Regions from separate parts of the Mus musculus genome. Here regions 1, 3, 4 and 5 are each linked to region 2. The links are chromatin loops, found by intact Hi-C in ENCODE. Cell type or tissue: heart. All regions are shown on one strand. Links, peaks and the distances in the headings refer to the core of each region. The heading gives the core; the rest is flanking DNA. Region 1 overlaps Dnm3 (dynamin 3). Region 2 overlaps Dnm3 (dynamin 3). Region 3 overlaps Dnm3 (dynamin 3). Region 4 holds the start of Dnm3os (dynamin 3, opposite strand). Region 5 overlaps Dnm3 (dynamin 3).

Region 1 (6,319 bases), core at 1,303-5,302, 100 kb after region 2:
CTCATCTCTTCCATGGGTGACAATGGTAGCTCTTTATTATTCTTTACATTCTCCACACAGAAGCCACAGTGACTATCTGAGAGTCCTCATACTGTGACTAGAAAAGTCTGGGCTCTCTCTTTTATTCTTATCTCCCCCACTCCTTCCTTGCTCCCATGGCTATATCCGCACTGGCCTGTTTATACATCAGGATGTACAGGTGCTAGTCCTTTTTCCTCGCACGATACTCTGTCCATCCCTGAAGTTCACTGTTGTCTTTTATACTGATGTCATCCACTGACCACCCCCCCCAACAATTTCCAATTTTCTCACTATTCATTCTCTTTGTAGCATTCATTTATATCAGTAATACAATGGTCTTAATTACTACTAATTAAGAATTAAATCTCTGCTATTAATAATGTAAATTTAATGAGCTAGAAATAATAATTATTTTTTATCTTTTCAGACATTATTCCCCATTTTATATACCGATGGTAAGAAAATAACAGTACAGTTAAATGAGAAATCATGATCAAAAGTTCAATAGAAAAAGAACCACCAATCCACATCAAATAAGGTATAACTCAAAAACAAAACAAGCTAAAACAAAAAAAAAAGTGGGAGATATCAATTCAAAATGTTAATAACACACTACTTAGTGTAAACAAACTAACCAACATTACACTCTGGATTGGAACTCAGTTCACGCAACCAAACTCCATCAAGGAACAAAATTAATTCATAGTTCTGTATATCTTATTAAAAACCATAAAACAACAACAATAGGCTTCACTGTCAGCGTTGAGGTTGGCCAGTTGGAAGATTACAAAACTTTACAAGAAGAATATAGGGCTTTATAAAATCAGGAATTAATAATGAATACCAAATATGTCCTGGGAAATCTTAGGAGTCTGTCCTGGATGAATCAGGCAAGGAAACAACACTGGGATGTAAAAGATGAGAAAGTAAAATTAGAAATGAGACACACGGCTCAACAGAGGATTCAGAGATGCCATGTCTACTTTTATGATAGGAAATTTATAAGCATCAATTATGTCAACTATGGACACAGTTTCTAAGAACTATACATAAGTTAAAATAATAAAATCATGAGAGTAAACCTAGAGTATGAATTGGAAAAAATTATTCAAAGCAGTTCTTGCCTCAGAGTTTAATGTCTTTCCACCCCTCCCCACATATGTGTGTATATGCACATGTGTCTGTGTGTATGTGTGTCTGTGTGTCTGTGTGTTTGTGTGTATGTATTAGGAAAGCTTCTTTTATGCACTAGTTCTCAGACATGTGGAAGGACAGAGGCATGGGAAAGGGTGAGGGGACACGAGAGGGAAGAAGCCCCTAGTTCTAGACTTGCCTTTGTCTTTCCTGCTGGCTGAGATTCAAGAAGCTTCGACACAACTGATAAAGCCAAGTTTGCCTGCAGCAATAGTGGGTATTTTCCTAAGGACATTTTAAATGGAGATATGATTTGATTTTTGAGAGAGTATTTCACTATGTAGCCCCAGCTAGCTTGTAACTTATTATATAGACCAAGTTGGCTTTGTACTCACAGAGATCAGCCTGCCTTTGCTGCCCCAAAAGCTACCAACTACCATTTCTCCCAAGAGAGTGCTCTTTGAATCCCAGGAAAGAAACCCCTGATACCATATACAGGCTCGTGCACATACATGTGCTTGTACAGTTCTGTAACAAGGCCGCTTGTGTGCCTTGGTATCAGCACTTGGCACATCACTACCAAGTGCCAGATTCCTCATGGCTATAGCTGCCTTCTTGATGTGTCCTGTTCAAAAATCTTGATGTCCTTTAGCCTTCTTCTCTCTCCAAGGTTAATTCTTTAATAAATGGTCCTAGATATCTGTACTGAATGCCTAGGCATCATTCTTCATGTGCCTGTCCCCTACCTCACCCTAGGAATCCCTTTATCACCCACAACAGTTCCTCTTCTCCATTTAGTCCAGCGTGACATGCCTTATCTGAAGCATAGCAAAAAACCTCAACTTCTGCACTTGATCCACCCATACTCTGTTTTGCACTTTCAATGGATTCTTATGGTATTAGGACTAAGACAATAAACAACCTCTGTGTGGCTTGTAGGTCATCAGTGCCCAGGGTAATGGTTCGTTTCCACATATTCTTCTAACGTTAATTTTAACTGTCCCTAGATTCTCAGAATGGAGAGTCCTCTCTGTTATGGATCCTCGTACAAGCTGTAATTAACAGTTGTAATAAATGACTGTTCTTGGCTGTTAATGTCCCTCATTATATAACTCGTTTCCAGGAAGTGGAGAATATGTTTGTCTTGTTGATGGGATGGTAGTACAGCATCAGTGCTCAGTGAACAGCTTCTAGTCATAAATGGCAGAGTGCAGTGGTCACAGAATTTGGAGTTACCTTAGCCTCTTTCCCCTTTAAAGACATTTTCCTTGTCTCTCCATATCACCCATAAAGGCCACTTTCACAGTTCTGGAACAAGGCCATCTGAGTGCCATTATCTAAAAGCATCGTGATTCTTTGTCTTTGAGACAAATTTCTTTGGCGTAGGTTGGTTTGATGTATAACTAGTACTATATCTTTTTCCTTGACATAAGCAAAAAATAAAAGCAAAAGAAGATGAGTAAATATATAAATAGTAAGACATCTTAAATAAAATAAAAAAATCAAATTTGTGGAAAAGGCTTTTAAATAGGAAACCTTCACAAATCACATTTACTCTAAGTGGAGCTGCAACATCAGCTGAGTCACTGCTGGCTCCGAGCTGCCTAGGCTTCCATTGCCATGGTGTCTAACCATGCCAGCATTAATTGTAGTCATCACTGAAGACCAGGGGGTGTGGGTCTAGTTTGTAACTGGGAGTTGAGATGTAGGTAGGTTTCACAGTTTAACTGCTAGAAATTCTCACAATAGAAAATGCTTAATATCCAAATATTCTTCCCCAAACTCAAATGCTAATCTCACGTCCTGAGAAGGTACCAAAATAAAAATAGAAAAGCTGGGAGTAGCTAATGGGTGGGAACCTGACCTTCTGGGCCTTTCCTTTAGTCTTCATTGTTTCCTCTTCTCAAGAGGAGGGAAGCTGGCTGGTTTGATTGGTGACTTATAAAGGAGAAATTGAGCAAGCCGTGCCTGCAGGACACAAGCATTCTCTACCATTCCCAGATGTCCTGGTTGAGTTCTGGCCTCTGGCAGAGCTTGCGGTTGCTCAGCTGTGGTTGTGATCCTTGAGAGCTCAAGTATGAACAAGAAATTTGGCCTCAGAACTCAAGCCATTTGTCTCACGCCATATCTATTTGCTTCCTTGACACTGCCTGCTTCTAAAACTGTCACCAGGCACGGTTTTCGTTAAAGACAGAAGTTTAGGATGTGATAAAGTGGTCCATCCCGGGAACTCCACATGGAAGACAGGGCTTTAACAGGGAGAACTATTGATGGCTGTGGTTTCAGAGGGGTTAAAGGAGAAGCAACAGAAGGCTTGCTTAGCAAAGATGCCCAGTAGGCAGTTGGGGATGTAGAGCTGGTGTCTCAGGCTAACAAACAACAACCACACTGCATGTGGTTGTGCTGCTGGGTGCCATGTGAATTTGTTTATTTTATTTTAATATAGCTTATTAGCTTCATTAAGTTATTTCCCCATAGGAGGACAAGCCAAACAGCCACAGGTCATGTGTCTGCTTGGGCATAACCAATAGCAGGCAAATTAGCCAATATTACAATATCATAAAAAAAATGTTGTCGCAATCTGAGCTTCATTTAGCCCAGAGCAACTAAAGACATTAGAAAGGAATAAAGGCACTGGTGAAGAAAGCAGAGAAAGAACCACAATTATTTGCAGTCTGCCTCATTTATTAGGTCATAAAAGGTGGCTGTAATGGCCTGCTTAAGCCGAGCATTTTTAGAATCTGAGGAATAAGTGCGGAGTGGCTGTGGGCTCATGCCAGCCATGTTTTATCACATGTTAGGAAAAAGGGCAGAGCAGGCTGTGCTTGCCTGGTCCCTTCCGTTCCACATTTGTTAGGTTTGAGAATAGCTTTTTATGTCACCTTCCATTTGCGTTCACGAATAAATAGTAACAGGGAGTATTACGTAAATACAAAAGATGACTCATTAACAGCTCCTAGAGAATGGGTGTAATGGAGAACCACCAGAAAAGAAGCATCGTACGTCTCCTGGCCAGTGTCCTACAGGTCAAGAAGCCAACGGTACAAAACAGAGTAAAGAAAAAACAATCCCAAGACAATCTGGACAGTCTAGGTTAATTTTTCACTCCTAAACACCTAGAGAGAGAGTTAGATGAGAGTTCTTGGAGCCTGGAGCTTGTAGAAAATGTTTGTGTGAGACTCTGTTAAAGAATGAACAGGACTGGCAGTGTTATGAGATATGTAGTTTTAGTCAATGGCTATCCATAAAACCAGCCTTTAAAAAAAATAATGATTCTTGATGCTGCTATTACTTAAGATCATGTCAACCTCTTGTTAAAGCCAGCTGCCTGAGCTTAAATTTCTGTTAAGTTCGTATCACCTGGAAAAAATAGATTCTTATGCCACTGTTCCAATGGCTACCAAAAGGCATACTGGGGGCACCAAGGGACCTTTCATTATATAGCTTCATATAGAGAGATGTTTTTATATAGCTTTATACATAGCTATGCTGCCTAACACGTGTCCAGATGAGGAATATCAGACCCATGGCCCCTTCAGTCATGTGCAATTGGGCTCTGTTGTACCTACTTCACTGCTAAGCATCAATGAGACCAGGGTGAGGGTGACCTTGTCACACTGAAAGCACAAGCTTGGCTAGGGCTCAGCATCTGTTCACACCCGCTGGTATGCTTGCTGCAAAGGGTTGAGTAAGACTGGGTCTCCAGAAAGCCTGGCTATTTAGGAACTTTAGTGATGGGGAGAACTCACTAGCTTTCAATATAATGGGAGTGGAACTGGGTCCAGGAAAAAAACCAAACCAAACCAAAACCAAAAAACAAAATCAAACAAGCATTTCCATGGTGACCTGTATTTTGTATAATGAGTAATTTGTAGTCGATCAGGTGGTGCTGATGTTCTGTGGTCAGGAGCTCCAAGTCTAGCCCTTTTATTCTGTCAGACCTTTGCATGCACTCTTTACTCCTCCCCCTAGGCTCACCATCTGACAAGCCTCTACCCACCCTCACGGTGACCACTCCCATTTCCTTCCCTCTGTGTCTTTCCCAGTTAGCATGGGCTACATACATGATTCTCTCTCTCTGTACCTTTGATGCCTTCCTCATACATCTCTTGAGTTGAACTACTTAGGTGATCTTTAGAGCTCAAATTGGTAAATATATGAGAGAGACAAGAGTTACATAAAGTTATAGATGAAACATCCATTGTGGACCAATAAAAAGGAGTAGCAGCTCATCTCTTCATTCCAGAAGGTTCTGTTAAAAGGATCTTCCATGCCAAGTATCTTGTCTCTTGTGAGACTATGCCGGGGCCTAGCAAACACAGAAGTGGATGTTCACAGTCAGCTAATGGATGGATCACAGGGCTCCCAATGGAGGAGCTAGAGAAAGTACCCAAGGAGCTAAAGGGATCTTCAACCCTATAGGTGGAACAACACTATGAACTAACCAGTACCCCTGAGCTCTTGACTCTAGCTGCATATGTATCAAAAGATGGCCTAGTCGGCCATCACTGGAAAGAGAGGCCCATTGGACACGCAGACTTTGTGTGCCCCGGTACAGGGGAACGCCAGGGCCAAAGGGGGGGAGTGGGTGGGTAGGGGAGTGGGGGTGGGTGGGTAAGGGGGACTTTTGGTATAGCATTGGAAATGTAAATGAGCTAAATACCTAATAAAAAATGAAAAAAAAAAAAAAAAAAAAAAAAAAAAAAAGAACTAATAGAAGGATGGATGCATTGTGTGTCTAATTACATGACATGTTCTGTATAATAGATGCTATGTTATCTATATCTTGGTTAATTTAATAAACATTTGTTGAGAAGCTGTGCGCCAGGCATTATCATATTGGTCCAGAGGGATAGCTGTTGATTAAGAGAGACAAGGTCCTTGTTCTCATGAATCATATATGAAGGCTTTAGGTAGAGGTACCAGAGTGAGTGGAATGCAGGCACTAATTATTTATTTAGATTTTACTGTCAAGGTACCAAGCAAATCCCAATGACATATCCCTCTTCCTCCTAAAATGAGACAGAAACCAGACATCTGTTTTATTCCAGTAAACTTCATCATCTCAGCAATTACTCAAAGGACTGAAAATAATTCATGACCCAGATAAAGCATTTCTTTACAAAAGCCCCAAGTGGTTTTTAAAAATTGTTTTTTAAATATG
Region 2 (6,319 bases), core at 725-4,724:
GTGTGTGTGTATATATATGTATGTGAGTGTGTGGGTGTGTGCAGTCAGGCCAGAAGTTGGTAGTGGAGTCTTCCTCAGTCACTTTAACTTTCTTTTTGAGACAGGAAACTTCTTGAGTTATCAAGACTGGCTGACCAGTAAGCCCCATAGACCCTCCAGTCTCCTCTTCCCTGACACTGGTATTATAGGCTCACAACACCCACCATACTTGGTTTTTCTCTTTTTTTTTAAGCGTGGGTGATGGGTATCCAGAAGCAGGCTAGCACCCTTGCCCTGGTAAGCGCTTTACTGAGCCTTCACCGCAGCCCCCATCTGAACACTTGTCTAAACCTCCCCTGGAGTGAGCCCGCCTCTTACCCTTTTCTTCCTGCACTGCATGGCACTTGATCGGGACAGGGTGAAGACCTGGATGTGAGTAAGTGTGCGTGCATGAATCTAACAGACAGGAACATGCCTCTGAGGAAAATGGAACAGTAATGACAAGGCCAGAAGCTCACTTCCTCTTCAGAATATTTACTCTAGACAGTTGTCACAGGATGCAGTGTTTTAGGTGTAGGTAATCCACTTATATTTTGATTCTCATTTTGTTAATTTTTAAAATAGGTATATATTTAGATGGAGTTGGGCTTAACTCAGGAAAATGTTGTGATGCTCACGATTTTATTCAAATGGAAGATATTATTATAATTTTATTATAAACAATAAAGGTACTTGCTCTCTAGCATATATATACATACATATATACGTATGCATATATACATACATACATATGTATATGTATATATTTGCCCTTTGTGATCTAAGAATGTCATCAAGCTCATTGTTGTGCAAGAATAGTTTGTGGTAGATGTATGGAAGCATATAAAATTGGAGTCTACTTGAAGGGTCTGAAGGTAGTATAACTCACTAAATATAAGAAGTGACATATAGTTCCCCCATAAGAAAAAACCCTTGATTTTATAATATTAATACTAATATATATATACTAGTATATACATATATATGTATATATGTATACATATATTTGTAAAATATGAATCAATTTGTGGGACTTGAAGTGCGAACATGAGATAATTGTTCGCAATCTTTATTTGGTAACATAGGCATGTACTAACTTGAATGCTTTCGTCTCTGGGATAAATAGAAAATGCACTGTGCTGACGCTTACTCCGATGGCTCTGTAGATCTGCCCTAGGCTGCCCTCACAGGTATGATGCTAACATCCCTATAACAACAAACCCACCCAGCCTTTCAATGATGAAAGGGATTTTACAACAACATTGACTTGGATTCTTTCAGTAGACTGAAAACAAAACAAAACAAAAATCCAAACGTATTTATATTGGTTTGTAAAATGCACTGCTTGGGGGCCAGGGTCCAAAGTAAGTTTTGATTAAGCATTGCAAGTCAGCTCATCTTGCATTTTTTTCTTTCTCTGTGTGCATTTCAGGGTATGATGTTAACAGAGATGTGGAAATAAAGATTGTCACTTTCTGGAAGGCTGTCTCGTTAGGACAGAGTCAGGTTAGCAGTGACAGCAGCAGGTAAATGCTCACATAGAGCTCTAACCTGGGCAGTGGCAGGGACACCTGGAGTCCTAGCTTAGAGATGGTGTGTGTGTGTGTGTGTGTGTGTATGAGAGAGAGAGAGAGAGAGAGAGAGAGAGAGAGAGAGAGAGAGAGAGAGAAGAAGAAGAAGGAGAAGGAGAAGGAGAAGGAGAAGGAGAAGGAGAAGGAGAAGGAGAAGGAGAAGGAGAAGGAGAAGGAGAGGAGAAGGAGAAGGAGAAGGAGAAGGAGAAGGAGAAGGAGAAGGAGAAGGAGAAGGAGAAGGAGAAGGAGAAGGAGAAGGAGAAGGAGAAGGAGAAGGAGAAGGAGAAGGAGAAGGAGAAGGAGAAGGAGAAGAAGAAGAAGAAGAAGAAGAAGAAGAAGAAGAAGAAGAAGAAGAAGAAGAAAAAGAAGAAGAAGCAGGAGGAGGAGAGGGGAGGGAGGGATTGATTCTAGAGCACAGGGGAAGTTGAGGGTCTGACATTCCAGGAATAGGAATGGGTGCCTATAAAGAAAGTAAGCTGGACAAGTGATGCTATTTAGAAAATCAAACGTCACCCCACCCTTTGCCACAAGTATCATGTGACTTGTTTGGAGCTGCTAAAATGAGGAAATGACCTAGAGAATGTTTAGTTGTATGAAACTGTGGTGTTTACAAGACTAGATGTGATATTTCGTTTTCTACAGTGGCCTCTGTACTATATCACTAATGACAGTTAAGGCGAGGAGAGGAAGGAAGGGGATGAAGAAGGTAGAGAGAAGTGGACTTAAGAACAGAGCCTGAGAAAACAGGGGGTAGGGCCCGATTTTTCCAGACATTTGCAGCATATGGCCATTGAATTAAGTCAGATGACATGACACTCCTTCCAGTGAATTCCCTCCCTCCTTCCTATCCTCCTCTTTCTCCCTATTCCTTAGCATCTTCTCATTCTGCCACCCATCTTCCTTTCCCCTCCCCCCCTTTCCTCCCTCTCCCTTCTTTCCCTAGAAATAGAACTCCCTTTGGGGCTTTGTACCATAGAGCCCATTCCCATTAAAGTAGGGGACTAACATCCTTTCCTCTAATTCTCTGACTTCCCTTTTTCTTCCTGGCCCTCACCTCCCTCCCACCTTAGGCGCCAGGAGAGGGAGGATCTGACTTTAACATCCAAAGGAAGGAAGTGAAGTTCTGAAGGAGGTACCCAGAGGCAGCTATCCCTAGTGGAGGTTTCCACTTCCGGGGTATATAGTCTCCTGTCATTTGAAGTCATGGAAAAGAAAGGGCAGGAGCAGGGAAGGAAAAGACAGCGGTTCGCACCTCTGTGAGACAGTAGGACTCACTAATGCTTTAGAAGAGATGAGAGAGCCCTTCTTGCCTTCTAGGACGATGAGGGGGGAATTTCAGAGAGTGTAACTGTTTCAGAGCGGCTGTGAACAGGCAAATTCTTTTTGAAAAATTGCTTTGCTGTTACAAAATAAACGCACAGAATCTGAGGATATAGAAAGGACTAAATGACAGCTGGTGAGTCAAAAGGCCAGTTTTAAATGCACCACACAGTACTTTTTTGCCCTTTAACTGGCAAAAATTGGAGACAAAGAGTTGCCCTGTACTGCTGGCTAACTCAAACAGTGTTCTAAAAAACATCCAGCAGGGGGAGCTCTAATATGCCTTTGAAGCTCAACATTTAAAAAAACAAAAGAAACAAATGAAAGCAAACAGAAAAACAGAGAGGCACTGTGCCTTTTGAGCTGCCATGCCAGCGAACAAATATGTAAGGAAGACCAATTAAATGCTCAGAGCAAGCAATGGCACTTGGGGGAGGCGGGACACGTGCAGAGTGGCCCACAGTGTCTCTTTTGCAGGAGCCTGTAGTTGTGAGGCAGTAAAATAGGTCTGGGGTTCCCACAAAAGAGGGAGCAGAGCTGACTTCTGGGCAAGCCTCGAAGTTATTCTTTCCCTCTGAAAGGATCTTATTGTTTCTAGAGCAGCCTTGAACACTGGCCCAGAAACCACATTTTAAAACAGAATTTTCATTGTTGGTTGAAGGAGCTACCGAAATGCCAAATGGCTAAGTCCCTTACTCAGTGGCTTGTTGGGTGGTTTTTCTTCTCCTTCAAGTCAGGAAAAAAAAAATGCTGTGTTTGTAAAAATTGGTGCTAAAAGGGCAAGAAATCATAGGTCCCCTGGGCCATGTAAAGAAGGAATTAGAGCTTTCACACACACACAGACACACACAGACACACACACACACACAGACATACACATACAACATACACAGACACACACACGCGCATACACAGACACACACACACACAGACACACACACACAGACACACAGATACACACACACACAGACACACACACACAGAGACATACACATACAACACACACACACACACAGACACAGACATACACACACACAGACACATAAACATGCACACACAGACACACACACACAGACACACACACAGATACACACACACACAGACACACACATACACACAGACACACACACATACACACAACATACACACACGCACACACATGCACAAGCAATGCAAAGAATTTATTCAGGAAAACAGTGAGGAGTTTACAGACTAAGAGTTCCCCTCTATTCTTGGCAGTGTTTGGAGGTGCAATGGGTGAGTGGACATTCAATGTGATCAGAACAACTTCGTCTAGAGGAAAGTGGCCAACGACCCCTTCTACTCTCTTGCCAATATGAAGGCAAGGTTTTTGTTTTACACCTTAATGGTATGTCCACATCTAAAAGTTTTATACAAGCTCCTGGAGAAACTTTAACTAGACCAGTTCAGACCAAGAGTCACTAAATAAAGCCAGTCTAGACAGAAAATGTATGGAAACCATATGTCCTTCAGGCATCTGTCTTACAAAGATTGCCATTGCCCTGGAGAAATCCTTCACAAAATATGCTCTTAGGAAAAAAAAAAAATATCCGGTGCTGCATAGCCACAGGGAGAAGAGTGCTTAAGAAGACGGTTGGACTCAGAGGAAATAGAGCCAAAACTGTTCATAAGTGCGAAGTTCTCATTTCCCTGCACATCTGTGCGTAAAAAGCTTTGAAAGGATGGGCTAAGGTAGCTATCATTTATATTTCCATTGTTCTTCCAGGCTTCCACAGAATGTTAGACAGAGGGATCTCAGAGCCGCTCTGTTCTCACCCACAGAGAGCTGTTTTGAGTAAAGCCGTACGTGGATGTGGCCAAAGACCCAGAACATTCTCTTCTGATTATTACCTCATCCTGCCGGCCTGCCAAACACAGCCAGAAGGCAGGTGTCCACCATAAGGAACCAGTGGAAGACTGCTCTATAGAATGATGTGTGGGGCCAGGAAGACAAAGGAAGTCGGGGCAGGGATGGATAAAGGAGGGGGCTCCAAGGATGCAGTGAAGATGGATGGTCGTCCTAAACCCCGTTTTTCTAATTTAACGTTGCCTTCTGAACAAGAGACAACAACTCTCTCTTCCCTACTCACACTTGGAGATACACTTTAATTTTAACCAATGGTATAGATTCTGCGGGGGGGTGGGGGGGGGGAGTAAATATGCAAATTACCCCCCCCCCCACTCCCACCCAGCCAAATAGCATATCAAATGAAAACTACAAAGGGCTCACTCGGGACAACATGAAGCAGGAGAACACAGCAGGGTTCCTTGTGGCTGTCTACACTGTTTTACTGAAATTCTCAGGTCTGGAGGGACAGGGACTGGGGAAAGGTTCAGTAGGATTGGTAAGTGGCACCAGCAGGAGTGCCTCCATGTACTGTCCCCCTCACCTCACCTCGAAGACTGTGAATTAACAGTGTGTGCCAGACAGACTCACAGAGAAGGGCTCTTGAGGGAAAACAGCCAAAGCCATAAGATTGTGATTTTAAGAAAACTCAAGAGGCACCACCAGCATGCTACTTCAAAGACAATCATGTTCTAAAGGTTAAAAATTCTTATACTGGCTTTCCAGTATGAAATATTAAGATGTGGGAAGAGTCATTTAGAGTATTGGAAATATTAAGGCACTTTATATTGCAGGGCAGAACACTAACCACTGTACTCACAGACTATTATTTCAATATCTACTCACTGCGGACTCCTGATCTGAACCGAAGATCACCTGGCCAGGTTAACTGCAGGCTCCTGGTGAAGTTACAGGGGTTTCTCTTGAGTATTATCTATTTATTGGTACTTTTAAAGCTTTAAGTCGCCTTTCCTGCTATGGGTTTGCAGAGCTTCGTTTTATTTTGGTGTCAGGCCTAGATATGTGGAGGGAAAGTCCTGCCATGGTTTGTCTAGTTAACACATCCACTAATGTCTCCTTCATTTTTCACCCCAAAGCCAATAATTAAGATATTGTAGAACTTGTCTGACGTGAGGGTTTATTATTTTAGTTATTAAAACACTTTCTAACACTATAGGGAATGTTTTTAAAAAGCAGTGGATGTTGGGCTTAGATCTTTTTACGGCCTTTCTTTGTGACTGCAACCATAGTGGCAGGGAGTAGGCAGGTCTTATGTTAGACCTGGGGCATGATACTTAAAGGTTTACCTGAAGGAAAATTTCATTCAGTCCTAAAATTATCTTTGAGATCACACTATGAACTTAAAAGCATACACACGGTCCAGAATTCGTCTTACGTTAGTATTCATTGTCAAGCAAGCTACCTCAAGGATTATAAAATGCCTTATATATTTTTCCCCACTGGACAATATAGCATACACCTATAATCTGAACACTTGAGAAGTAGGGGCAGGAAGATTAGACATTCAAGGCTGGAGGTGGCA
Region 3 (6,319 bases), core at 1,278-5,277, 280 kb after region 2:
ACTGGAGGTTTACTAGTCCATACCTTTCAACCACAGCGAGTTATTAGCAGTGAAGGATGACCCTCCAAAGAGGAGTTTGATTTCAGTGCTAGAGTGTTAATAACAAGACAACCTAAGTTTAAAAAAAAAGATTAGTAGCAAGCGCTAGTTGAGTTAATCAGTTAAAGACAAACTGTGCCCTGGGGAAGCTAAATTAAAAAAGCAACAGTAAGGCTTACAGAACTTAGCTCGTACAATTTGCCGTGAAGGCGGAAGATTGGTTCCCTGAAATAGCAAAGAATTATATGCTTTAGTTCAAAAAAAGAGAAAGGTTTTAAAATAAAGTCTGTTATTACATCTTCTCCTTTCAAAACAATGGGAAAAAATTGTCTAGAGCAGAGGTTTCAATTTGTTCAATAATTGTACCTCTGTGTTAAAAAAAAGAGCTTTAAAAATATCATCATTGTTTTGACTTGAAAAGAAATAACAATGCAAATATTCATTATCACATAAAACACAGAAGAGACAGCAAACTGTCGGAGTTAATGCAATCTCTGCAGAGCGCTGTTAGTCAGAGACAGCTGGTCAGCCCCAAAGCTCAAAAAACTCAAGTGAGCAGATCACCTTAGCAATTAACATCATCAATAGAAAGTTGGCATGGCAGAGATTAAACCCAACACTGCCTTCTTTCTGAGCCATCCCTTCACTGTTACCAAGCTGTGCAAACGTGTGAACTAGCCAGCCAGCACCCCGGAAGCCCATGCAACTAGTTACTCACCATATTGTTAACCTTGAACCTCCTTGGGGTTCAAGGTTAAATTAAGTTTGGTGGTAATGGAAGCAAGCAAAAGAGGACACAAAGAGTCTAAGTCGAAAAGCACAGCAAGTAGCGGTTTATGGAAGGTGAGATGGTAGGGTTAACAACTGCAAAAAAAATAGCCAAAACGAAATGCAAAAGTCGGTCCAAAAAACGTGAAAAGCAAAAAACAAAATAAAAAGCTGCACCTTAAGCAAAACCTACATATGATCAATTTGCATTAAAAAAAAAAAAAGCTGTCAGTCAAGCAGTTTAGTTCCAATGCTTTGGGGCATGCATGCACTGGGTTGCTCACACGGTTCCTACCTGATTTCCAATTGTGCTTTTCTTGTGAACCTGACTGCTCCTCTGCTGAGCACTGAGAAAAGCAAAGGAGAAGCACTGAAGAAACTCAGACTTTTTTTTTTCTGAACAAGTAACAGATACTAAAACACATTACACATTAAAAAAAAAAAAAAAAAAAAAAAAAAAAAAAAAGACAGACAAACTCAGGGCAGAAGAAACAGCATCAAGCCAGCTCCGTCTAATTCTGGAAGATAAAACAACTCAGTGGGATTTCTTTCAGTAATTAGCAACCAGAAATAAAAACTATAATTACTCCATGTGGGGGAAAAAAACTACATTAATAACAACGGGTTGGCTGGTGTGGTGGTGGGTAGGGGGACTTCTTACAGTACACACGGTAAGGAGACCAACATCAAATGGTGTTTACGGAGTGCACACTATTTTCCATGCGCTAGTGATTTTCATTCACACAGCCTGTAACGTGGATTATTTTCTTGTGCATTACTCTCTACTTCCATCAACACTGTCCTATTCAAAGGCCAAAGCCAAGGTCCTTGCCATAGCTTCCAAGGCCCTACTCCACTCTCTGCCACTGTGATGCCCCTCCCCTTCCCTCCAGCTCATTCACAGCCTGAGCCATTCAACATAGGCCCTGCACAAGAGGCTTCGAGCTGCCTTACTGCTCTAAAGATATGTCTCCTATACGTCCACAAGGTCCCTAACATCTCTTCGAGCGCTGGCCCAAAATTGTCTTTACAGTGACGCTTAAGTTGGTCACTATATAAAACTGGGTCCCTGCTTTCCTCCAGGGACACCCCCTGTTCCCTCACTATCTTTCTCACTACAATATTTCACCTTCCAACCTACTGAAGTTTGGTTTGTGTCTGTTTCACCACACGCACCCTTCCACATCAAACTGGAAGACAAGAGACTCTGTGTCTGTTTGGCTTACTGCTCTATCCCCAGGGCTTCTACAGAGGAGCTGTAGCAAACATGGCGGCAGGTTATCTATTGAATGAGAAGTTTCTGGAGACTGGTGTTACACTTCCCCACTTCACAGTGAGCATGGAAGGGAGGGTTAAAATCTGTTGTCACTCCTAACAACTTAGCCCCAGAGTCACACTATTAAATGAGATGATATTCTAGCTCTCAGAGGGATGAAGGCTTTTGGACCCATAGCCCCATCATAAGAAATCATATCTCATCTCAGTTATTCTGGCAGGACTAGCAATTGCCTACCCTCTGTCAGTTCATCTAAAGTTTATGTTCAGAGAACAGTGGGATGAGCTGAAGTAAAGGAGAGACAGATTAAAGCCACAGGCTGTCTTCGAAAAGTGATTAGATGTTATGGTTTAGTAGCGAGATAGAAATCAAAAACCCACTTAGAACAGTTGTTCAAAACAGCAGATTTTCACAATCTCCCCTGATATAGTTAAGCTGCTTGCCTCTGCTCAGACTCATAAAAAGCACACACTGCACTCAGTTGAGGCTGGGCAGGGTGGGCACTGAAAGGTAACACTATGTCTCTAGTTGCTGGAGATAGTGTGTGTGTGCTTTTGTTTTTCGCTATTAATGCACTAACTTTAGCTTCTTTCTTACCTTTGGCTTAGTTTAATTATTCTTAGCTAAATGACCATTTCCCCTCATTTCTTCTCAGCCATTCCTTTAAGGAATCTTAGCCCAGTATCCTCAGTGTTTTGTAAGCACCATGGAAAAGCCAGCTGTGTCTGTGGCCAGGATCCCATGTGCCCACACTGCCCTCTGGCTGCCCACCAAACCTGGCCCATTGGATGTCTCAAATACTATTCTCATTGAACTTGAGTCTCTCTGTCTCTGTCTCTCTGTCTGTCTGTCTGTCTCTCTCCCCCTACATTGTCTCTCCAAAGTCACCTTTCCAGGGACCTCCTGGGTTCACCCATCTTCTAGGAATAAACAGGAAAATGTCTACTGCAACGTGAGTGTGCCTTGGTTGTGCTTGTGTTTTTAAGGTGGCACACCTTTAACAAGCCTCTAATTGGTATGATCAGTGGCAAAGTGTGAAGGTGTGAATCATCAGGGGTGTGGGTGACTCGGGCAGAGAGGAGGGTGGGCTGGATAAGTTGTCTCTTGGGATCACGGTTTTGTCTGTCTGGGTTGTTAGTTTTGGCTTCTGATTGGGGTTATCTGCAGTGTTAGAGATTGAATCTAAGACCTCCTCCATGGTAGGCAAGGATACTTCCTTGATATGCACACACAGCCTTCTTGGGCTCCTTCTAGATCCAAATGCACTGAGCCACAGCATTTCTCTCAGAATATTAGCAATGTTAGATAGTGGATGTTTCTGCTGACAGAGTTCCTGTAGGGAACAATGCTTGTTTGCTCTCTGCCGCTTACACAGAGGAAAAACAGATTTACTTATGAGCCAATCTAAAGTACTAGGGTTAGAATAAATACTAACCACCATTACTTTCTACCTAATGAATACTTTTTTTTTAGCCACTGCCCCCATAAATTCAAACATATGGCTGTTAATTATGTAATTGGGTTCACACAGTCGTTCCACAAATAATAAAAAAGCGAGCTATTTAATTAAAATACACCCATTATCATAATTCTTGGTAACTGAGTTGCTAAATTATTTAAGAATGTGTTCATAATAGAACATGTGAAGAATTAAAGTTAATTTGAGTCTTTTAACCAAAAGTGTAAGTTCAAGTGAAGAAGGTGTGTGTATGTGTGTGTGTGTGTGTGTGTGTGTGTGTGTGTGTTTTGATATATATCATCACACAACAAATAAAGGATAAGCTTTATTAAAACAAGGGATTATATTAAAAAGAAAAGAAAAAGAAGAGTCCTATTTTCCAATTTGGGATAAAATTACCTCAGCTCCTATTATGTGTATGAATGTCTCTTTCACTGTGCAAAGTTTTGCCAGATACAGCAGCATGAAACCATATTCAGTCTATTGCATGCATACTTAAGCCACAATGGTTTTTAAAGTAAATAATAGAAAAAAATAATTGAAATTTTTATAAAATTAAGCCCATTAGAAGCCATCCAAACAAAAGAAGCCATGACATCACTTCTTCTGCCATGTCCTCCTCTGTGAACAACACAGAGACAGAAATTCAGAAGAGTGTGCTAGGGATATGTGTGACCATTCATCAACTAAGTCCTATACATGGGAATTGCTTGCAACATTCAAAGACCAGGAATACTATTTCAGTCTGCTGTCCTAAGACTTTTATAGAAAATGTAAAATGTGAATTTTAACACAAGAAAATATCCACTGTATTCTACAAGGAGAGCACCAAGCAAAGCCACGGTGTGGAGAGGGGAGGACTCAGGGAAGCTGAAGGTAAAAGTTTGACGGTGAATTCATGGATGCAGTTTGTAAATGACCTTAAAATCCTTCTAGACCAATAAATTTACATTGAGGTCAGTTACAGAGTATTTGAAAGAAGAACAGATAGCATTTAGTGTTTCTAAGCCAGAAAATAGTTTGGCCGAAGAACTGCTTTTATAAAAATTACTTCCCCAAAATGGGCAGTATTGATTCTAAAGCCAGAAAGAGAGGAGGCAGCCAACCCAGACCAGCTTCTTCAGATGTTGGGTTTCTCCTCAGTGTTTATAGTCAAATCAAGTTCCCTTTATGGATTCTGTCTTCTGAGAAGCCTTCAGTTATCTCTCCTTGCCATGAGCCCCAAAGCCTTGGGTTTGTGCCTATACTGTGTAACCTGGCTGGTGGTACAGGCAGGTCTTTCTTGCTTCTCCAACAATGTCCACACTTTCATAGCTGATGGTGTACTGTATGCAGTTTAGTTCTTCTACCATCGATCCATTGATAACACCAAGCACAAAGATGAAGGTAGTTCCTTAAGAAATACATTGCTGATGTGTTTGTTTGTTTGTTTGTTTGTTTGTTTGTGGAAGAGATGTAACAGCCCCTGTGCCACTGTACATGTGTGGTGGTCAGAGGACAATCTGTCGGAGTCACTTCTCTTCTTTCTCCATGTGGTCCTGGGGACTGAACTCAGGTTGTCAGGCTTGGCAGTAGCACCTTTGCTTACTGAGCCATCTCACCAGCTTCTTAAGAAACATTGTTGGGATTTTATTTTTATGCCATGCTTATGTACAATCAAACTATCAATGTTTAGCTGCAAAACAAATTCAAATACTCTAAAGAACCATAGTATATGCATATAGTAAAGAAATATTTATTTGGAGACTATGAAATGCTGGAATATAAAGTTGGGGGTTAGACTAGAAAGAGCTGATAACCATGTAGCCAGCTGAAGTTAGAAGCAGAAGACAGTGATAATAAAAGACATTGGGAGTCGTGCTAATTAATTCAGACTTTATCCTGAAAGCAATGGAGAATCCTCAAAAGAGTGAAAAAGACCTGGACAGGAGGCAGGGAAACTTGTGTAGCAACCCAAGTGAGAGAAGAAAAGCAGCAATGGCTGAGGGAAGGAGTCAAACTCAGAAACATAACATGGAAGTAAAACCAAATAGAGTTAACAAGGATGGAGAGGGGAGAGGGGGAGGGAGGTGAGGAGGGAGGGGGAGAGAGGGAGGGAGAGAGGGAGAGAGAGAGAGAGAGAGAGAGAGAGAGAGAGAGAGAGGGAGGGAGGGAGGGAGGGAGGGAGGGAGAGAGAGAGAGAGAGAGAGAGAGAGAGAGAGAGAGAGTTAATGGATGAATGAATAAGAAACACAGAATGATGTCTGATTTCCAGTTTAAGCAACTAAGGGAGTATCCACAGAGAGAAGAGACAAGGGAAGAACTGCAGGCTATGACATGGAAATGCCTTCAGGAGATGCTGGGTTGAGGCTTCTCTTGGACACATAAGCAGAACATGCGGGTGGAGGCCAAACATCATGAGTAGTTCAGGAAAAAAGATCCTAGAACAAAGATCTGGATTCAGAGTCTTCCAACAGAGTTGGTGAGCAAACACTGGGGTCAGGGAGTTTGGTCAGACATAGTGTTATGACTAACGAAGGAAGCAGCCTAAGGAAGAAAGACAGCAAAGGATCAGCTGCCCCTAAAGATGGCTGAAGAAGAAAGACTGGAGTAGAAAGAGAAAACCAGACCAGAGTGTGTGGAAGATCATAGACCACTGAAGCAAAGGGCCTGACCTTGACAATAAAGAGTACTCAAGGGTGTCAGATGACAGACATGGATTGTCCATTGTTAAACTATTTGTCCTGGACAAAAGCAGCTATGATACCATGCTGCAGCAGAGACCAGACTATGGGGGC
Region 4 (6,319 bases), core at 1,070-5,069, 220 kb after region 2:
GAAGGCGGACAAGGTGAGGAAGAAGGAAGCCTCAGGTGATGGAGCTAACTGTCATTGGGTTGGAGCCTGAGCACACGATAGAGCATTTAGCTTACATGCTTGAAGCTGGAGGGTCAATTTACTTAGTTAACTTGTACACAAGTTCTCTAATACAATAATTTCAAGCTAAATCATAGATCATTGAGGTTTGCATATCTAGATATCACAGACAAAAATAATTGTGAACATTAGTAACTCTGCTCTGGTCCAAGTACAGAGACACCAACTTTGAATCTAAGTATTTCGAGTTATTAAAATTAGCCAATCTGGGGAATGATGACCAAGAGGAAGGATGCTTCCATAACACTTTAAAGTTGAGTAAATTTCATAGTCACTCAAAGTGAGGGCATGGCTCAGACAAATGGCTTTCGAAACAAAGAAGCTAAATAACTGATGTTAAAACATCCGAAGACCAGTGTAGATGGCTCGCTTTGCCATCTGGGCCCATACATCTCGGGTGTTTGACTGGTAATTTTACAGGCATGGAAAAGTCCTCAAGCCAGTCCCAAAGTGGGGCTTCCTACAATAGCGTGGAGGCTTTTCTCACTGAGTGAGAGCACTAACATTGCTAACATATGTGAAGGTGAAAGGGGGTGGTCCTTCAAGCTCCTTCCCTTTCTATGCCTAGTCCTTCCTACTGGGCAAGCACACAAGTGGACAAGACCAGATCTGCACCCGCCCTCCCCAGCTATCTGTAGCAAGGACAACTCAAAAGAAAACAGTCCACTGGAAGTTAAAGTAGATAGTGAATGATTTTATAAGAATTTCTGAAGAAAATCCCTTATGATGCTTAAAAAAAAACTTAACTAAAAGCATAAATTTAGGCCCTTACAGAAACGGTATAAAGTCTTTATTTGGTGTAAGCAGAACCATTGAGAGGGTCTAGCTGTGTAAACTGAGACAAAACCATAGAGCAGTCTGGTCAGAACCACTTTTCATTTGCCAACTCCTGTTCCATGGACAGAAACTGAAGTGGGCAGAAGAAAGGCCTTCACTATGTGCAGCAGAAGCAGGCCTAACCTGGAGTGATGGATTCCAAGTGAACCACCTCTCACCAGCCCATGCCTTCTGTAGGACTTAGTACGACAGACATACTGAGGACCCAGCAGCATCCTCTTGCAATCAGACCATTAGGTCACACTTAGTCACCCTTCCATCATTTCCAGTAATCACGTAGCAGCCCTGAGGGAAACGGCAGCTGACTCACACTGCGCTCCCCTAACCACTCTCAAATAGTCCCTAAAGAAGGAGAAGGAGGCCGGTAAGAAGACACTAATAGGAAGCATTCCCCTGGCTTGCATCAACTATTTAATCCTGTGTCAACCTGGTGTATTTAACCTGACATAAACCTCTTTGCTCTATCATAAGCTTCTAGATAAAGTACTCTGACTTAATCTTCTTCACAAGGGCTTGGGACCACTTTTGAACCGTTTGTGGTACATCAATTTAAAAGAAACCATGTTAGGAAAAAATAAATAAGTTAAGGCGGCTCTCACTTGAAGCATTTTGAAACAGCCAATATAGATTTGTACATCTCAAAAGTGTCATAGAAGGCAGGTACAAATAAGTTGTTCGGGCTCTAATTCTTACAAAAATACTATAGCCCTTCATCCTGTGAGTTAGATTTAGAAAATCTCCCACATTGTGACCTCTACAAGGCCAATTGATAAAGCTCTTATTTGAGACAAAAATCTAATATCAATCAGAATACAGTGGAAAACAAGTTAGGGGACCTCATGTTCACAACATTCAACAGCCTACATAATTTGAAACAGTTAACAACTGGGACAGAGGACTAGAGGCCAAGCGAGCTGAGAGTTTGTAAGTGGTCAAGCTTCACTGGGCCAGTTTCAACAGATTTACTTAACCAGAGATAAACCTCATCATCAGAACACCATGTAAACAAAACAAAAGTATTCAAACAGAATTGGGAGTAGCCAGCAGGATAAAACAATGCTGTCCTTAACCGTGTGGCTCTACCAGAGGGAAATGTTCAGAAAAGAGCGGTACAGCAGTGTGGGTGCTTGAAGTCTAAACTTTTTAACATTTCCTTAGGTAAGGCTATAGAACGGCATGCAGAGAGCCAGCCAAGAGAGCTGAGGGAGGGAGACGAGGAAGGCCACATATGGAACTAATTACTCATGGAGAGGCCATGACAAAGAGCATTTCTCCAGACTTTTCATGGGGGCTTCACTTTCAGGAAGTTGCTGTAATTACTGCTCAAGTCTAGAGCAGCCTGCAAGCTGCTGACAGGTCCAGCAGAAAAGGAGGAGGAGGAGGAGGAGGAGGAGGAGGAGGAGGAGGAGGAGGAGGAGGAGGAGGGAGAAGGGGGAAGAGGAGGAAAAGAAAGGGGGGAGCCCCAACTTATCTGACCTCACTAAGGAGTAAAATACAAGAAAACAAAGTATCGCAGGAAAGTTAAAAAAAAAAAAAAAGGCCTCGAAGTTTGCCTGCTTAACAGTGTTTGACTTTCTGCTTACTGCTTTGTCATCTTTCTATCTTTAAATTACTTCTTCAGCCCAGATCAGGCAACAAATTTGTACTTCTACTCTCAACTCACTTTCGGTTGGCCACAGCAGAACTGTACATCTTGCCTTTTTTTTTTTTTTTTACAGCTTTTCCATACTGGGGCCCCACTTCCTGCCCAGTTGAGGGAAAAAATCTGGCCTGAAGATGAAATGACTGCTTAACATTACACGAAAACATCTGGTACCATTTTATGCACAGACCCATGTCTGAGAGCAGGCGATTCTAGCGGTCTCTCCAGCGGCACAGCGCATACCCAAACCTCCCCAGGGTGACATCATCCCATATATGGACTCTCCAGCCCAGCCCTCCCCCTTTTCCTGGTCCTAAATTCATTGCCAGTTCCCTAGTCTGCTGCAAATGTGCCACGTCAAGACTGGAAATCACAGCCCTTTAGTGTGTCTCAGTCGATGCAGCAGACAGGGTTCAGGGGGGAAGCTGAACAAGCCCCTGGTGCAGGAAGACAGGCTCTCCCCAGCCCCGGGACAGGATTTTCCACACACCGATGGAAGCTTCAGGAGATCCTGCTCCGTCGCCCCAGTGTTCAGACTACCTGTTCAGGACAATGCCGTTGTACAGTAGTCTGCACATTGGTTAGACTGGGCAAGGGCCAGCAACGCCATGGACGGCTGGGGACACAATGTGCTGCTTCCAAGGAGAGGACAGCTGGGTGCTCCTTTGTTGAATCTCATATCCAGTGTTTCTCTTCACAGGTTTTGCAAACTAGGGACCAAGAAGCCCTCAGGGACTCTGCCAGGGGAGAGGACTGCTCCAGGGAAGACCAGCGGGTAAGGCCTCTGGGATTGCGTACCTGGTCTGTGATTGGGGAACTAGATAGAGATCCCATCACCTGTGTGAAGACGCTGGAGACACTGAGCTAAGGGACAGATAACCGTGAACTTAACTTTCAAAAGAGCAAGGTCGTATGGTAAATTGTGATTTTCTGTGTGTTTTTTATAAGTCTAAATGTTGATCGTTCAAATGCTTTCTTAAATGTAAGGGTCTTCCGCTTCAAAATAAAAGGTGGGGAAAAAAACCTCACTCCAGACAAGTAGCAAAAACTGAACGAGACTTAGTTTTGAATGGTTGAAACTGATAATTCAGAGACTTAAACTCGAGCATGGATGAGCTATGTATGCAACCTCTAACACTCCAGGAATGAATGCATTTTGCCCTAAAGGAAAAAAATGCAATTTTCAAAACTCTTGTATGAACAGGGAGCTTTTCTGTTTATCTATATAATAGAAACACCAGAAATAATAGTACCTAACGATAAGAAGCAGTCTAGTCTTTTGTTTTTTGCTTTTTTGTTTTGTTATTTTACTATCAGACAATGCAAACGCACTTAGCCAGAGATGAGGGCCCAAGTGCCAAACCCACATCTTACTGACTCAGCAACTTAGCAGGCCAGGGGAATAGCGCTCTGTCTTTAGTGGGCTCACTAGATAACATTGAAATTGTTCTTCTAAAATCCAAGAATGGCTGATACTTGCTGGTCAGCTGAGCCTGCTGGCCCATCTTTTTTTTTTTTTTTTTTTTTTTTTTTAACAAGGCTCTCACTTGTCCTGGGCCTTTGAAATGATAAGGCACGTTGTCTAAAAAGATGCTGATAAAACAGGAATTTGTAAACGAAGGCAAAAGTTTTCTTTGGTCAGTTTCCAGCTGTCCTGGAGGTGAAGGAGAGTGGGGGAGGTAGGCAGACTGGAAGCAAGAAAACTTCCTCTGGCTGAATGAAATACTGAAAGAGAAAATACTAGAAGAATCTGGGTCACTAAGTAAGCTGGGAGGTTTGTATTGAGCATCAGCGGTGGCTCCGTTAAAGAAAGTTCTGGGAGAAAATGTTGCTGCTGTACCCATAAAGTCTCGCCTTTCATTTATTTTCACCCCTGGAAAATTTCATTCCACATTCTATGGGATGAAATATTATCTGCTCATTGAGCTTTCTGTGCAAAACGAATACACTGTCTTTTGTCTTTTAAAGTGTGAATCTTTGTCTAAGTTACACATTCTCCAATAACCCAAAGGAGAGTGCAAACTCTCCTTAGTAAAATACTATAGTATAGCTGCATCTCTGAGTTTTCTTCTTACAATTTTTATTTTTAAAAAATTATGCTTCATATAATCCCAAAACTGGTATCTTGGTCATAAAATTTTCTGATGAATTATGGCAATTAAGTAAGAAATATAGCGGGGGACATTTAACTGCTTGTCACTTAGGTGAAACAGGCGAGGCACCATTCATTGTTCTGTGAGAGTTGAAGAATCTTAATTATTTTTAAAAGAAGAGTTGAGATTATATATATATACACACATACATATCACTTTGTTTGCACAGGAAATTAAAAGCACTATTAGTTCACTTATGGAAGTTGTGTGTCTCAGGAAACACACTTTCTTGACTAACGCGTCACGAAAGAGGACAGAGAAGAATCACTTGGATCATATTTAAGATTTCTCTAATTTTGAGGGCCTATTGTATACTAGAAATAATTGAATTTTATAACTTGCCTTTATTTAATGATATTTAATTTAAAATTTTCTCTTCATATTAAATGCATTTTTTTTAATTTCAAGAAGAATAACCTTTCTTCACAGGTCCCTTCCCTATTTCTCCCATGGGACAGTTTTTAGTCTGAAGATACAAAGGGCATAAGGGTGATTCTCCTGTAAGTTCAACAGTAAAAAGTAACAATTTCTTTGTAAACCCGGAGTCTCTGCCTGTTCTTGGTTGGAGTTCTAACACACCATTTTCAAGGAAAATTCTAAATGAATGAAGGAGTGTGGTACTTAATTTTAAATGTATGAGTTATATTAAAAGTACAAAAAAGTTGTTTGATAACCCTCTGCTGTATGAAGACATGGTGTTAAGCCTGTGTGCTGGTGGATATATCCCTTATAGACACTTTAGGATAAAAATAAAGATATCGATTCCAAAATAATTAGAAGAATGTCTAATTTTATTCCAATATTACTTCCAAAGAGGATATACAAATATTTTAGGGATGGTGGAATCTAGGGCAGAAGAGAGTAACCAGCAGCAAACATCTTGCTCTGGATAGTATGGTAAGTCTAAATAGAAAAGTGAAACATTGTAGGTGCTCATAAAAAGGAAACTGTTTGCAGGGTTTGTCCAACCTTAACGTTAGTGAAAATTGCACCCTTGTTTCTTATTTCAGAGAATCAATGATGGATAAGCTAGGCTAGGTACTGAAGTCAAAAAGATTTTTTTCAACCATCAGAGAGAAAGGAAATTCTAAGCTGCAACCTCAACTCCATCACTTCAGAGTCTAATTTCTCAAAACAAGGTTTTTTGATTTTTTTTTTTTAACCATAGATCTCAAAATCAAGGAAAGTTTGTTTGTACGGAGACAAAGTGTGTCACAGATCGCTCTCGTCCAATTAGTTAACATGCTAGCCCTCCTTCCTGCTTGCCCTTGAACCTTTGGCTAGGAGAAGGTATTTGTTTTTAAAAGACAATCTCCCCCACCTTTTGCCTATGGACCACCCAAGTATTTCACTCCACGGGAAAGAGAAAGCTTAGGCATAAAAGATACTACGAAAATAATGTGCCCTCTCCCCCTTGTTGGAGTCTAAAGCTGATATGGGAAAAAGAAACTGCAAGTTGTTTAAAAAGTTTAAAGAGTCACTCATCCACAAATGTTCATTATCACTGAAGGAAGCTTATCATCCAGTGAGTCTGTAAGGGAACTGCTCTTTAAAATCAACCTTTTCTCTTATCTCATGACAATAGCCT
Region 5 (6,319 bases), core at 1,226-5,225, 310 kb after region 2:
CTCTCACCCACCCACACATTCACACACTCACATACACACATACTCACACACACTCTATCTCACACAAACACAAATATAGGCATATAACACACTGTGATTGAAATTATTTATTTCATAGGAATGGTTCCATTGAAAAATAATCACCCTTCTTACTCTTTCCCAATTTCTCTCCACAACCCCAAATTATTCTGCCAGTTCTCCATTGCTTATGAGCATCTTAAATAAGCAAGACCCACCCCCCAGGTACAGAACAAACAGAGACTTGTTCACCTACTCAAAGATAAGTAGGATGCTCAGTTCTTATTGGAAACAGTACAGAAAGGTTTTCATTATTATTATTATCATCATCTTTACTAAAATCTCTCTAGCAATATAGAAAATTAGCACTAAGCTAAAAGCCAAGATTTTCTTTTTCTGACTTCTCACTCTCTCCTTTCTTTTGATGATGAAATACTACTTTGCTAGCCATTTGAAATGCTCATTTTCTTTGGGTAGCTTGAAGACAGGAAAAAATGTGGGTCACTTGCCTGATCCCATGTATGTTTTTGATTGCGTAGCTTATTTCTCTTCTCAGTTCTTTCTCATTGAACTCCATCTGCAGATGCAAAGCAAGCTACGGTTATGACACTTAATTCTTTTCGATAATATTATTGAATGGTATAGAATGAGGATAACCTTACTGTTATTAATAAATGGATACTCATGTCCTTTGTAAACTAAACCCAGATGGTCAAAACATCTGTTTATATGGAGTTCAAGGCCACATGGAACACTGGGGATTTCTGGAAGTTCCAGAGGATCAGTGTGTGTGTGTGTGTGTGTGTGTGTGTGTGTGTGTGTGTGTGTTAACTCTGTTACATATGGGGAGTGCTGTGCATAAGGAATATCTCCTGGACATAAACCCAGCCACTCATTTGAAACACAGAATTATTTTTTGCTGAATGTACTAAAGTGGAGGCCACAGGAGAATGCATAAATGAGAGTATTTTCTGATGGGTGGCCACAACACAGCTGTCTTTTCTTTCTGACCATTTTAAGCACCTGACCATAAGACCTCTTTATAAGAGGAAATTAATAATACCTTATGAAGCCAACACAGGATGCATTGCTATATAAATATTTCCCAGACGTCCTAGGCACTACAAATCTACTTGGAAGTAGGATCAAAGTGCCATAGAACTTAGTCCCGAAAGGCACATCCAAAGAGCACCGGATTCAGTTTGACAGGGATGCAGCCGTTCCAGCCTCGCTCGCTGTCCATTTCCTCCTTTATGCTCTCTGCATCTCAGAGTAACAGCTTGCCCTAAGCTTCTATCGTATCCTGTGGCTTCAGGGTTCAGAGTCTTTGTCATCCCTTCCTTTGTGTGGTCAACATTTGTGCTCCCTTTCCCACCTCTTCCTGCTTATCTGACTATCCTTCCAAACTCAGCTCAGACGGCTGGCTCCCTCGCATCCTTGGGCTGGGATTCATGTCTGTGGGCAGTGTTTCCATGGCGCCCTATGCTAAAGTTTGTCACTTTGCTTAGCACATTTTAATAAAATGATCTATTTATCCACCTTCTTCCCACACCAATACATAAACATTCGCCTCCTCATATTGAAAAAGTGGCACAGTCCCTAAGCTACTCAGCTGCTGTACTGAGCAACCCCCCCACCCCCACCAAACGCAAACAGCTCTCGATCCTTCCTACCCACTGATACTTTCCATCAGTTTCCCCATCTGATGGGCACCATCATTCACTCAATGGCAAAAGACAAACCTTGGGGAGGGATTTTCAACCTCTGGTTTCTGTCTCTTGAATCAATCCCAGCCTGTCAACTTTACCCCTAAACTCCCACAGTCCTCCGTTTCCCTCCATTCTTTCTCCTTACATCATTTTGACTGAGAATGTACATTTCAGAGCTTCCTCCTTGCACAAGATCCCTTCCAAGACCATGTGCCCAACCATGTGTTTGTAATTTTGCTTTCTTTGTCTCTAAGGGACTCCTGCGATTGCAGAAGCTTCAGGCAGAAAATGTGGTCCATCCATCTCTGGTTGGGCCCCTCCCCTTCTTTACCACATCTACTGCTTGCCCCTTGGTGATCCAGCAGGCACAGTTCTCTTTGGAGATGATCAGCCCAACTAGATAACAAACCCCTGTGTAAAGTCCTCCTGTTGCTTTCCATTGTAAATGGTGAACAACTGCAGCCAGGAAAGTCCTGGATGCACAGCTTCATCCCTAAGCGAGCCTCTTCCCAGGACTTTTCATAACACTGATGTCTTTGTGCCAGGCTGGTCATGGATAATAATGCCCTTCGTCACCCAGAGGGAGCCTATCTAAATATCCCATGGAAAGAAATCTGTATCATGTCACCATAATAACACTTGAATTTTTCTTATGTTATCTACTTTTTTCATTGTCCTTACTAGATAAATTCAACCCCTTTCTTTCTTGGTCACTGAGACTTTGGTCCATAGGGGAGTCTCAGAAATATTTTAAATTAGACAATGGATAGATATCATGGAAAACTGAAGTATTGTTTCTTGAAGTATTCTCTATGAACTCACTGAAATCAGAAAGAATATTTCAAGGACAAAGGATTCGATTCCAAGGACTCTGTTGGTCCTGTGATAGATCACAGTACAGCGAGAGAGCTGCAAGGGAGATCAGGGAATGCGGTGGGACAAAGGGAGAAAAGAACATTAGTTACAAACCTTCACTATCTCAAAAGGAAAGCGTTCGTGGAAAATGCGGTTGATCTTAGCACCGCCAGAGAGCTCTAAGGTGTCTACTTGATCTCCTGACCCTTCGATTCTCTTCTCAAAGTCCACAGCAAACTGTTGGACCATCCTAGAATTGAGAGAGAGAGATAAACCCGGGTTAAAATTAGTTAACATCACAGGGCTCTCCTGTCCCTGATTTTACTAAGGGTGTAGCTTAGACTCCTTTCCTGGTGTTCTTAGTGACACCTACTGGTTGAGTTGGCACTGCACATCATTCAGCTGTGACAAGGAACAGGAGATTTATTTTACACATTTTAACTAGAGTAAATATTTTAAATATCGTTCTCTTTAAATGGGTGGTATCCATTTGTGGTTATAACCTGAAATGGTATTTAAGGAACACTTGGATTTTAAAAGTTATGTAATAAATCTTAAGTAGAATAGTCAAGTGAGCCTCCACTCTGGTGATGTCACGCCTGCCCACTCCCAGCTACTGCCACTGAAAAACCCACACACAAGCACAGCTGCACACCTACACACACATCTACTCACCCAACCATCCCCCCCCCACACACACACAGGGCAGACGCCTTTTCTCCCTCAGTCTGTCCTCCTCATCCTACAACTGTGTGCTCTGAGGGTGGCCAGAGCTTTGAAAGTCATCAAGACACAGTCTCCCCCACCTTCAGATGCCACAATTCATAGGAGATCCTGGCCTGCATATTCAATCACGTGCAGGACATATATTTTCTTTTAGCTGTCTCAGATCAAAACACCTAAAACGTGAACTGCTTAAACTGCTTTCCTTCTGGGTCTGGAGTCTGTTGATTCCCCTATCTTGGCACAGCCATTGGCAACCCCTTCTTGGATTACCAAGGTACCTGTAGGTTTCCATCCTGATCCTAGGATTCTGCCCAGGTCAGACCCTACACCGTCACAGCCACACAAACCTGGCTGGTTTGCTTTTCGGTGCTTTCCCGCAGTTTGAGTTAACCCATTATGTAGGATTCTTTGTGCTGTGACCTTGGCTGTTCTTGAGGCTGATCTCTTGCTCAGCAACATGCACCATCTGATCCAAACACAAAGAATCTACTGCCCAGTCCCCACACGTACCATGTCTCTGTATTTGTGTACGTGCTTTGAGGATTTACAGCACCATTGACTCCACTCCTTGCCTGGCTAATCTCCTTCTGTTCTCAAGAACCAGCTCCAGTACTAATTCTTCTGAGAAACCCATGATGCTCGGTGGTCCTCAGCCCCCACCAGCATCTACCACTGCCCAGATGAAGGGATCTTCTGCTCCTTCAGCCTCTTTCTAACAAAATATTTATCAGACCACATCACCACTGCTTGCTTCGATGCCAGCAGCTTCCTGGAAGGCAAGGGCATGCACCATATGGGCAACATATAAGAAATGCTTAATAAATATTTGTCCTGTGAATCAATTAACTATCTGAAACCATCTGGTGAAAATAAAAGAGAATAAAAAATGTATTCCTGTTTGTGATGATTACTTGGTTTAAGCAATTCTAATTCTGACATCCTAGAAATACTACTTTCAAATTCAAAATCGAAGCGAAAAATATTTTCAGATCTTCTGAAACCTGTATATTTTTACTGCCAAAATTTGATTGGATACAGTGGGTTACAGTAATTACAAATTATTTAGCCATGCTCGTGTCTGCTGTTTTTAATGGTTTTTGTCAAGTACCTGAAAAGTGGTGGTATATGCATTAAAACACTAGAAATTTTTACAAACTTCATCTCTGTCAATTCTTTCCCATCCACCTCCCACTTAGTGGTATTGGAATAAGCCTTCCCTGAGTCCACTCTATTCTCTTCCCATCCTCCTTAAACCTAACACACACCCCTTGTACTTCAGGGTCTTGAGCATTACCTCCATCTGGGAATTGATACCTCTCTTCATATGCACCTGACTCCTCCTCTGGGCTCCAACATTCTCTACTTATGATAAACAGCATTTATCAGCGTCTAACACAATTCATCATTTATATGCTTGTCTTGATGATCTTATCCTTAAGTGCAAAGTGTCACTTTCATTGTTGGCTTCATGGTGAGTAATGCATAGCCAGAGTCTGAGTACGGTGCATGAAAGGATGGCAGGAAAGGGGAATGAGGAAATGTATCAGGAAAGACAGGAGCCCACGCAAAAAGAAGATGAACCAACAGGCTAGTCAATGATCTGATTGAATATTCTACAGTCAAGACCCATGACATGACAGAGGCAAGGACCATCCTAGCATCCTAGTTTCAGATAGTTAGAGATACTGATGTATGACCTCAATATAAATACATTTCTTTTCTATATAACTTGAAGAATTTTTATGAGTTTAACCAAAGGCTAGGAGAAACAAACAAACTTGGAAATCATTCTACTCTTTAAAAAAAAATCATCTTTGCCATGGTATTATTTTAAGTGAAAGACAACATGATACAACTAAGATGCCACTGAAACTTTCTGAATATTTGGAAATCTCTTTTAAAAAAAAACTGAAAAACCACCAGTTCAGTACTGTTGTGACTTCTGACCAAAGCAAGAACCATGAACGTACTTCGATGCATCCTTGCACATTTGAAGGAAGATTATATTCCCCACTCTTTCCAAAGAGCAGTAACAGTAGGGTACTGCTAGGTCTACGCCCATCTGAATAGACAATGAACTTCACGTTGTAGGAGGACACTACAGAAGTCATCAGGTTGACTAAGTAGCCCAGGTTTACAAAAAGAAAGATGTCACATTGCACTGAATGGGTACAGCAGAAAAGTGCTAATGGCATCACTGTCCACGCAGGTGCTCATCCCAGGAGGTTGTTATCACCAGGCGAAAGCTGGACTACAGTGGGAAAAAGTTCCTAGAACAGGAATCCAAATCTCGCCAAGTAGGGAAGAAATAAGACAAATATAAGGAAGAAACTACTGGCAAGAGTAGTGGATCAGAGGGCCTTGTGCACACAGATAAGGACTGGAAAAGCCAGGAAAGTTAAACATGAAGGCTTGTCTCTTCAAAGGAAGGAGATGCTTGCCATTCCACACAGAATTCTGGGAAGGGATTTAGTTTATGGCCTGGTGATCTTTTGCTATCTGTAGGGCCAGGCTTCACCCAAATATTATGTCTGTTCATCCCAGACTTCCCACCACCCCTAAATCTTGAGCATTTCTTCTCAGTTCATAAAAGCTATCCTTATGAGAGATGTCACTTATAGTTCCCAACAACTCTATAGCCTGCATAACTTCTGTTATCTTAGGGCCAGGCTAATCCTGACTCCCACTGGCATTCTGTTTACCTCAGTCATTCTCCCCAGACCCTCATCCTTATCTTGAGCAGTGTTCCTGACTCAACAGAAATTGTCTTTATGGAAAAGGCCATATATATATATTTATATGTGTGTGTGTGTGTGTGTGTATATATATGTGTGTGTATGTATATATATGTGTGTGTGTGTATAGTCATATATATATATATATACATATATATATGAATATGAAAAGAGTTTCCATACAAACATGTCTTAAGCATGTGGGACTCAGCTCATTGTCATGAGGAAATTTTTTTCCAAATTTGTGCTGTGCTTAAATATGACTAAAATAAACCA

Evidence for each region. Hi-C counts contacts between places; a loop is a spot of excess contacts. Peaks named below come from ENCODE experiments on the same cell type or tissue, not always from the same donor. Only the 100,000 strongest peaks of a DNase experiment are listed, where the experiment ranks them.
Region 1: it touches region 2 in a loop (2.4-fold over the local background); 4 of 42 quality-filtered maps call a loop at or near these places.
Region 3: a loop joins it to region 2, with 8 times the contacts of the local background. A loop is called at or near these places in 4 of 42 quality-filtered maps.
Region 4: a loop joins it to region 2, with 2.7 times the contacts of the local background. A loop is called at or near these places in 5 of 42 quality-filtered maps.
Region 5: a loop joins it to region 2, with 11 times the contacts of the local background. A loop is called at or near these places in 38 of 42 quality-filtered maps.

Annotation. Positions count from the first base shown.
Region 1 is chr1:162,097,461-162,103,779 of GRCm38, forward strand. The region is part of intron 15 of Dnm3 (dynamin 3); the gene reads right to left. Among named protein-coding and RNA genes, the nearest start is that of 2810442N19Rik, 96 kb to the left of the region's middle. In heart, for the core only: no CTCF peak of the experiment used is centred there; a DNase peak (open chromatin) is centred at 3,171.
Region 2 is chr1:161,996,817-162,003,135 of GRCm38, forward strand. The region is part of intron 20 of Dnm3 (dynamin 3); the gene reads right to left. Among named protein-coding and RNA genes, the nearest start is that of 2810442N19Rik, 5.0 kb to the right of the region's middle. In heart, for the core only: a CTCF peak has its summit at 3,171 (motif pointing right); a DNase peak (open chromatin) is centred at 3,385; H3K27ac peaks cover 2,301 bases.
Region 3 is chr1:162,273,386-162,279,704 of GRCm38, forward strand. Dnm3 (dynamin 3) reads right to left here. Exons shown (of 21, transcript NM_001038619.2): 13 at 1,103-1,154. Among named protein-coding and RNA genes, the nearest start is that of Mir214, 53 kb to the left of the region's middle. In heart, for the core only: a CTCF peak has its summit at 2,843; no DNase peak of the experiment used is centred there.
Region 4 is chr1:162,214,743-162,221,061 of GRCm38, forward strand. All of the region lies in intron 14 of Dnm3 (dynamin 3), which reads right to left. It overlaps Dnm3os (dynamin 3, opposite strand), which reads left to right and starts at 2,881. Exons shown (of 1, transcript NR_002870.2): 1 at 2,881-6,319. Mir199a-2 (microRNA 199a-2) reads left to right here and starts at 3,072; the gene lies at 3,072-3,181. In heart, for the core only: no CTCF peak of the experiment used is centred there; a DNase peak (open chromatin) is centred at 2,909; H3K4me3 peaks cover 2,304 bases; H3K27ac peaks cover 3,714 bases.
Region 5 is chr1:162,310,865-162,317,183 of GRCm38, forward strand. It overlaps Dnm3 (dynamin 3), which reads right to left. Exons shown (of 21, transcript NM_001038619.2): 8 at 2,697-2,832; 9 at 528-595. Among named protein-coding and RNA genes, the nearest start is that of Gm39688, 66 kb to the right of the region's middle. In heart, for the core only: a CTCF peak has its summit at 2,952 (motif pointing left); no DNase peak of the experiment used is centred there; H3K4me3 peaks cover 304 bases; H3K27ac peaks cover 1,306 bases.